3 separate regions of the Homo sapiens genome follow, and all the other regions are linked to region 2. A link is a contact called in ENCODE Hi-C or POLR2A ChIA-PET data. All regions are on one chromosome and are shown on one strand. The core of a region is the stretch at or near the end of the contact, and the rest is flanking DNA. Distances in the headings are between cores, read along the strand shown.

Region 1 (2,700 bases), core at 157-2,656, 510 kb after region 2:
GAATTGCTTGAACCCAGGAGGCAGATGTTGCAATGAGCCAAGATCGCGCCACTGCACTCCACTCCGGGCGACAGAGCAAGATTCCATCTTAAAAAAAAAAAAAAAGTAAAACACATATATTTCAGAAATTTTTTAAAGTACAGAAAAACACAAAGAGGAAAAGTAAAATCCTCTGTAATCCCACAGCCCAGAACTAAGCACTGTTAACATCTGGGGACCTCCTTCTAGTCGTTCCTCTTGCTGTCAACATGCATATTTAGTAAAAGTCGCCATCACACCATTCTGTAATTTTTAAACAGCCTTATTGAGATCTAATTGTCTAAAATAGATATTGAAAATATACAATTTGATAAGTTCTGACATATGTATACATCTGTGAAGCCACCACTGCAATCAAGATGCTGAAGCTAAGCTGGGGGCCGTGGCTGACGTCTTGAATTCCAGTTACTCGGGGGCTGAGGCAGGAGGATTGCTTGAGGCCAGGAGTTCGAGACCAGCCTCAGCAACATAGTGAGACCCCCCCCCACCCCCCGCCCCCATCGCTTAAAAGAAAAACCAAACAAAAAGATGCTGACAATCTGTCACCCCCGAATGTCTCCTCAGGCCCCTTTGGTAACCCTTCCCTCGCTGCTCTCCCTTCCCAGTGTGGACATCCAGAACTCAGAGACTTTTGGCTAGGATCACAGGTCTGGGTAGCAGGCACCTGGCCCGGGGGCTGGCCTAAGCTCTGTCTCCTGGCCAGGATGTGCTTCAGGGAGAACCAACAATATCGCCTTGTGCAGGCCAAAGGGTGCGTTTGATTTTGTCAGTTTCCTCCGGCAGCTCAGCTAACTCCCCACGAGTCGGCTTCCTTCCCCGCAGCCCCGTCATGGAACCTTCCAGTTCGCTAAAGGGGGTTCCACCCTGAGTGGGCTCTGCAGCCTTGTCTGGGCCAGTTGCTGGGGCCCCCGTGTGGCTCGTATAATGGGTGCGTGTTGCCCCTCCAGGTGGAGTTGGAGCTGGGGCGGAGCCTGCCCGCGTGTTGGGGTGTGCAGCAGGCTGCCTTGGAGCACCTGACTCGTTTTTAGCCGCTTTTAATGGGTGTCTTTCTGCATCCTGTTACTCATGCACTTCAGTGAGCAGAGTTTCCTGAGTGTAATTTCATCTTTTCTCTATGACTCAGGGCTGTATTTGCAGCCTAATTTGCTAATGTCAGGTGGCAGATGGAGTGAACAGTGTGGGTGGACGGGGCCAGCCCCAGCAGTGCCACTGGAACTTACTTTCCTGCAAAGACCACATGCTTCAGCTGGTCTTTTTGGCTGTGTTCTCCAGCCTCCGGAGGCAGAATGGAGGTTGGGTTTCTGCCTGGCCTACTGGCAGCCTATGACGCTACCAACTGATTAGCAAATCAAAGGCCAAAGCAGCCTTCTCTTAAACGGCTTTGTCACCCTCCAGCAAATCAGCATCGCAGACTCTCTTACTTGTACATTGTTTCACAGTTCTGGACACTTTCACACGCATTTTCTCCTTTGAGCTTCAGAACGCCCCTGTGAGAAAAGCAGGCAATTGTTCCTTTCCCAGTTTAGATCTGACTACACAGCAGGCTCCAAAATCAATGCCAGGTCCATTAACGACCTGACAGGCAGAATACCAACCCTTACAAAGCGAGTATAGGATAATATCTCTTGACCTTGGGGGTACAAAGAATTTCTTGAAAGCACTAATTGTTAAGAAAAAGATGAATAAATTCTACTAATTTTAAAAGGGAAAAGAAAAAAGAAAAGCTCTGTTCATCAGAGGATGCGACGAATAAAGCTTTAGAAAGACCAATGCAGGATCAGAGTCCAGAGTACATAAAGAACTCCTAGAAATAAATAAGAAAAAAGACCAGGAAAACCCGACCAGGTGTTTTGCAAAACAGGAAATATACATTGTCCATCAACATGTAAAAGATGCTTAACTTTATTAGAAATAAAGAAAACGCAAAATAAAGCCACTAGGAAATACCATTCTATAACCATCAGATTGGCAAAGATAAAAAGAATGGCAGTTCCTTCGGGCTGGGTGTGTTGGCTCATGCCTGTAATCCCAGCAATTTGGGAGGCTGAGGCAGGAAGATCGCTTGAGCCCAGGAGTTTGAGACCACCCTGGGCAACACAGTGAGAACTCATCTCTACAAAAAGCACAAAAATTAGTCAGGCATGGTGGCACATACCTGTGGTCCCAGCTACTTGGGAGGCTGAGGCGGGAGGATCACTTGAGCCTGGGAGGACGAGGCTGCAGTGAGCCAAGATCATGCCACCATGATCCAGCCTGGGTGGCAGAGTGAGATCCTGTCTCAAAAACATTTTTTTAAAATAATAAATTAAAAAAACAAAACAAAACTGCAGGGCGGGGTGCAGTGGCTTGCGCCTGTAATCCCAGCACTTCGGGAGGCCGAGGTGGGCGGATCATGAGGTCAAGAGATTGAGACCATCCTGGCCAACATGGTTAAACCTCGTCTCTACTAAAAACACAAAAATTAGCTGGGCGTGGTGGCGGGAGCCCGTAGTCCCAGCTGCTTGGGAGGCTGAGGCAGGAGAATCGCTTGAACCCGGGAGGCAGAGGTTTCAGTGAGCCAAGATCACACCACTGCACTCCAGCCTGGGCAACAGGGTGAGACTCCATCTCTCAAAAAAAAAAAAAAAAAAAAAAAAAAGACTGGAGTTTCAAGTGTTAACA
Region 2 (2,700 bases), core at 192-2,691:
GAAGAGCCCAGGTCAACATAGGGGATGCCAAGGTCACAGGCTGGGGGAATGGCCCCAGTGCTGACACCAAGCAGCTAGGAAACAGGGCAGAAGTTTTGATTGTGGCATCTATATGCCAGGACTTTGCTCCCACCACTTCTCCCATGCTGCCCCCATTTCTAGAATCTTCCTCCTATTTCTTTCCCTTCATTCTTTGCTTTCCTCTCCCACTCTAGCTCCAAACTCGCATTTGCAGTTGTATAAAGGGGGGAAATACATGAATTTTTAGAAATAAAATTTGTCTTACCAATGGGATTGGAATTGTAATCCCATTCTCTTAAACTCATTTTAAACCCCTACTAAATCTTTGAACCTTTTCTACTTTATCACATGGTTAGAATGGGTGAAGTTCCATTACTCAATTCTTTCATCACTTAATTAAATCCAATTAATCTATTGACTGCTTTGCTCAATCTTTTTTTTTTTTTTTTCCAGACAGAGTCTTGATCTGTCGTCCAGGCTGGAGTGCAGTGGCACAATCTCGGCTCACTGCAACCTCTGCCTCCCGGGTTCAAGCGATTCTCCTGCCTCAGCCTCCCGAGTAGCTGGGATTACAGGCATGTGCCACCACACCCGGCTAAATTTTTTGTACTTTTAATAGAGATGGGTTTCACCATGTTGGCCAGGCTGGTTTCTAACTCCTGACCTCAGGTGATCCGCCTGCCTCGGCCTCCCAAAGTGCTGGGATTACAGGCCTGAGCCACCGCGCCTGGCCAATCTGTTTAATCTTGAATTCTCTTCATATTCTTTCTATGACTAGTGCTACAGCGGTGCTGGATGTTTAAGTGATCTTCAGCTGAATTCCGCATCTCCCATGGCTTTGACTCTGTAGTCACCTCCCCTAAAAGTCATGCTGATGACCTGAAGACATGGACACGCTCCACAATCCATGCGATATAGAGGAGAAGGAAAATAAGAATGAAAACAAATACTAAACACTATCATTCCTCTAGGGTAGGGGTGTCCAATCTTTTTTCTCCCCACATTAAAAGAAGAATTGTCTTGGGCCATACATTAAAAAATACACTAACACTAATGATAGCTGATGAACTAAAAAAAAAAAAAGTCACAAAAAAAAGCTTATCAATTTGTGTTGGGCTGCATTCAAAGCCACCTGGGCCACATGCAGCCCGCGGGCAGCAGGTGGGACAAGCTTGCTCTAGGGTAAGTGGATGACTCCTGGAACTTCCTGCAATGTGTGGTTGGACCACTGATAGTCGTGGGCGGGAGAAAGCACTGAGGAGGCAAGACAATGAGCGATTCGAACGCGGCTGTGCATGACAAGGAAGACACTGCGTGGTTTTTGTTTTACACTTTGCACATTTTATTTTTAGCCTCGCCACTGCCCACATGGTTCTAAAAATTACCACCAGGGGGCAGAAGGGTGCCAATGTCCATTGTCTCTGCTACGTTTGGGTTTTCCTTTCCGAATTTCCTCACAGAAGAATTTCTGATCCTATTATACAGATTAAGAAACCAAGGAGCAGAGTGAAGTAAGTGGTAGGCAATCCAGCATTTTGTGAGTGGCAGTGGCAGGAGTTAAACACTGGTTTGGGTAAATACAAGGACTAGGCACTTTCAGAGCTCACCTGAGTTTAAAAACATTTTACAATCCTCTTTGATTAAATGCAATACATTAAGAAAACTTCAAACAGGCCAGGCGCGGTGGCTCACGCCTGTGATCACAACACTTTGGAAGGCCGAGGCAGGCGGATCACCTGAGGTCAGGAGTTCGAGACCAACCTGGCCACCGTGGTGAAACCCCATCTCTACTAAAAATACAAAAATACGGGCATTGTGGTGAACACCTGTAATCCCAGCCACTCAGGAGGCTGAGGCAGGAGAATCGCTTGAACCCGGGAGATGGAGGTTGCAGTGAGCCGAGATCGCACCACTGCACTCCAGCCTGGGTGACAGAGCAAGACTCCGTCTCAAACAAAAACAAAACACTTCAAACAATGTTACTGTAACTCCTTCTATTTTCCTGTTTTGTGTTTCACTTATCACCAGTTTTTGTCACTCATAGTCTTTTCAGCTCTGTGTCCATTGTAAAAGAGGGGGACTTGCCCCTTTCGACTAATATCGACTTTATGTCCCTCCATTAAGAAAACCTTGGCCAGGCGCGGTGGCTCAAGCCTGTAATCCCAGCACTTTGGGAGGCCGAGACGGGTGGATCATGAGGTCAGGAGATCGAGACCAGCCTGGCCAACATGGTGAAACCCCATCTCTACTGAAAATACAAAAAATTAGCCGGGTGTGGTGGCGGGTGCCTGTAGTCCCAGCTACTGGGGAGGCTGAGGCAGGAGAATCACTTGAACCCGGGAGGCGGAGTGTTGCAGGAAGTCACCAGCTGAAGCCATGACAGAAGAACGTGGATTGTGAAGATTTTATGGACATTTATTAGTTCCCCAAATTAATACTTTTGTAATTTCTTATGCCTATCTTTACTGCAATCTCTAAACATAAATTGTGAAGATTTCATGGACACTTATCACTTCCCCAATCAATACCCTTGTGATTTCCTATGCCTGTCTTTACTTTAATCTCTTAATCCTGTCAGCTGAGGAGGATGTATGTCACCTCAGGACCCTGTAATAATTGCATTAACTGCACAAATTGTACAGCATGTGTGTTTGAGCAATATGAAATGTGGGCACCTTG
Region 3 (2,700 bases), core at 37-2,536, 280 kb before region 2:
TGCGAGGCCGGCGGGGAGGTCGGGTCCTGCGGCCTCGCCGGGGCCCCTGCAGCGCTCTCCCGCCAGGGGGCAGCGTCGGGCCGGCGGCGCGGGCGGGAAGCTCCAGCGGCCGGGACGCGGTGGTGCCGTCTTCCCCCTGCGGTGAGGGACCGCGTCGCGCCACCCCGCTCTCAGCGCAGCCCGCAGCGGCGAGGCCACCGGGTGGGACACGGGTGCCCGCGCGTCGCGCCGCAGCTCGCGGGGACCTGGCGCCCCGTCCCGGGAGGGGATCTGGCCCCCGGGCGCCGGCTCTCCGTCCACGCGGCGTCCTCCCTGCAGCCCGCTAGGGCCGCTCGCCCGTCGCCGCCTGCGGAACGCGGAGGGGCAGCACGGCCACGCCCGGCCACTCGAACCTGCTCCCCGGCGCCGCGTGACCGTGTCAGGTCCCCGTCGGCCTCGCCGTGCCGACCCCGGGCGCCTCCACAGTGGCTCGGAGGCCGCTGCTGCCCGGATGCCCGGGTTCCACGAGGCTCTCCCAGCCCGACAAGCCCGCCGATCCCACGGGCACGGGCGGAGGAGAGGGAACCGCCGCGCCCGCCCCGCGCGCCGTCGCCGACCCCGGTGGGTCGCGCTTCCCCGCGCACGCCGCGCTCTGGCGCGGGGAGAGGCCCCTCGGGGTCCGCCCGGGTCAGCGTCCCGCGGGGGTGGCGGCCGTTCGCTCAGCCTCCTCTCGACTTCCCTTTCCTGTCAGGGCTGCTGGGGCTGACAGGCTCCCGGGCAACCACGCCGGGGAACCCCTCACGCCCGCCGATCGCTGCGGGGCTCAGCAGCCGCCCCGTGCGCTGAGTCCCCTGTCATGAGTGACTCCATTGCGAGGCGTTTCGGGCCACGAAGCAGGACCGGGGGCCGCACTCCGGGTCCCCGCCCTGCCCTCGCCGACCTCCCGCGCGTGGAAGGGGGACGGCGGCGGCGGAGCTCCCCGCCACGGAGAACCCCGAAATGGTCATTTCGAACGAGAGGAGTGTGGCCTGGGGTGTCTGGTTTAACAGCCCCCCGCGCCGAAAGGCTGTTCGCCGAGGAGGGGCCGCCGGGGAGGGAGCCCGAGCGCGGCGGGGCGAGACCGGTCCCCGCCCGGCGTTGCCCGGCCCGAGGGACGGCGGCGCCCCCAGGACCCTCCCCAGCGCGGCCCCAGCTCGCTCCGGGACCGCGGGGCCAGGCCGGGCGGGAGCGCGGGGACGTACACGGCGGCCCCGCCCGCGCGCTCCTCCTCCCTCCCGGCCCGCCCTGCGCCGGCGGCGGCGGCCCCAGTCTCCGCGCTGCTGAGGCGCGCCCGGCCGCTCCCACGGCCTCCCCTCCGCCCTGCGGTCCCGCCGCCTCCGGGGCCTCCTGGGACCCTGGCCCTCGCCGGGCAGGACGCCGCCAGCGCTGAAGGCGCAGCCCGGAGGCCGCGCGGGTGAGTCGGTGCGCAGCCCCAGCGGCTCCAGAGGAGCGGGTGCGGGGAGGGCGAGCGGACCAAGTCGGCCGCGTTCCCACCTTGCGCGCAGCCGGGAGACCAGCAGGCCCAGCCTCTAGGGAGGAGGGCAGGGGAGCTGGGGGCCGCCCCCCGCATTCTCGCAGGCACCTGTCCCTAGGCCGGGGTCCGCTGGCTCGAAGCACTGACCCGCCCCGGACCTAGGGGGACGGAGGCAGCGGTGACATTTGCCCAGGAAGGGCGGCAGTGGGTAAACTCCACTCCAGGGCACGGGTCTGGGCGCAGGTTGAGGCCTGGGGTTGAATCTGCTTCTGCTAGAGGCCAGTGTTCTCAGGGAGGCCCATAACCCGACTGGGTCTCAGTTCCCCCTGGTATGAAACAGCAACAGGGCAAGAGGAGGAAACCATGCCACGCTGCAAAGCTCTGAGCACGAAGCCGAGAAGAATCTCGGCTCCCGGCCTCGGGGGCTGCACTTCGGGCCAGGCCTGCACTCCCAGGATAAGAGGATGGCCTCCTGCCCCAGGGGTGGCATGGGGGCGCGCAAAAAGCAAAGGTGACCCTGCCAGGGAGCACCCAGCGCTCCGGTTGGTGGTCATGGGGTCTTTGCGTGGGACTCACAGTGTGGCCGGGAAAGTTCTGTAATGAGGACATTTCTCATCATTCCTTCTTCTCAAAAGTCATTCGTCAGCCCCAGACACCTTTGCCTCGGAAAACTGAGAACTACTTTCAAAATCGTCAACACCCCCATCTCCTGCTACAGAGCGGAGTCCCCACTTTGCAGAGGCGCACTGCAAGGTCGCGGGTGGTTAAATGGTGCGCCCTCCTTGATGAAGATGCCTTGTTCTCTTTCACTCTCTATGTGTGTTTAATGTTGTGTGTTGCGTTCTCTGTGAAGCGAAGGATAAACACGGGCCCTTTCAGGCAACCGAAGGAAGAAGGCGGCCAGCATCAGATCTTCCCGTGCTTCAAGGTGGAGCACCCTGCAGGGCTTACTGCAGCGCTCAGGGTCAAAGTGAGGATGCAGTGCGGCACCAAAAGGCAAATGGACTCTGGAGAGCCACTCTCACCTTGTACCCCTGGAGTAGACCCCGAGGACTGGAGGACTGGAACAAGATCTTAGTCCTGAGGGCGGGAGAAGCAGCCTTTGGTGGTTGCACAGGGGCCCGGCTTTTCCCGAAGTCTTAAAGCCTGCTCCAAATGCCAGATTCAGACAAAGGGGCCGAACCTTGGGCCCGCCGCCTTCTCCCATA

Evidence for each region. Hi-C counts contacts between places; a loop is a spot of excess contacts on that map. ChIA-PET counts read pairs that join two places held with the same protein, here RNA polymerase II (POLR2A). Pooled maps may share reads with other maps.
Region 1: a pooled map shows a loop between it and region 2 (2.7-fold over the local background). The contact joins two enhancer-like sites. A Hi-C loop is called at or near these places in 1 of 50 pooled maps. POLR2A ChIA-PET finds 5 or more read pairs at or near these places in 2 of 52 experiments (H1 and T-cell).
Region 3: a map of naive thymus-derived CD4-positive, alpha-beta T cell shows a loop between it and region 2 (17-fold over the local background). The contact joins the promoter of PIGZ here to the enhancer-like site in region 2. A Hi-C loop is called at or near these places in 1 of 168 maps with a recorded cell type or tissue (naive thymus-derived CD4-positive, alpha-beta T cell), 1 of 37 single-sample maps with no recorded cell type and 12 of 50 pooled maps.

Annotation. Positions count from the first base shown.
Region 1 is chr3:196,178,282-196,180,981 of GRCh38, reverse strand. No RefSeq gene overlaps it. Among named protein-coding and RNA genes, the nearest start is that of ZDHHC19, 32 kb to the left of the region's middle. RefSeq lists an enhancer at 995-1,194. Within about 2 kb of position 1,406, at least 16 of the 41 ENCODE cell types and tissues checked have a DNase peak (open chromatin) inside an H3K27ac peak, as active enhancers do.
Region 2 is chr3:196,683,777-196,686,476 of GRCh38, reverse strand. No RefSeq gene overlaps it. Among named protein-coding and RNA genes, the nearest start is that of CEP19, 27 kb to the left of the region's middle. Within about 2 kb of position 1,441, at least 6 of the 41 ENCODE cell types and tissues checked have a DNase peak (open chromatin) inside an H3K27ac peak, as active enhancers do.
Region 3 is chr3:196,967,419-196,970,118 of GRCh38, reverse strand. It overlaps PIGZ (phosphatidylinositol glycan anchor biosynthesis class Z (Gwada blood group)), which reads left to right and starts at 1,286. Exons shown (of 3, transcript NM_025163.4): 1 at 1,286-1,432. It overlaps LOC124906255 (collagen alpha-1(I) chain-like), which reads right to left and starts at 986. Exons shown (of 3, transcript XM_047449439.1): 1 at 870-986; 2 at 1-723. The coding sequence starts at 986. RefSeq lists silencers at 1-166, 177-496, 607-666, 777-836, 847-1,056 and 1 more and enhancers at 102-637, 638-1,173, 1,174-1,709.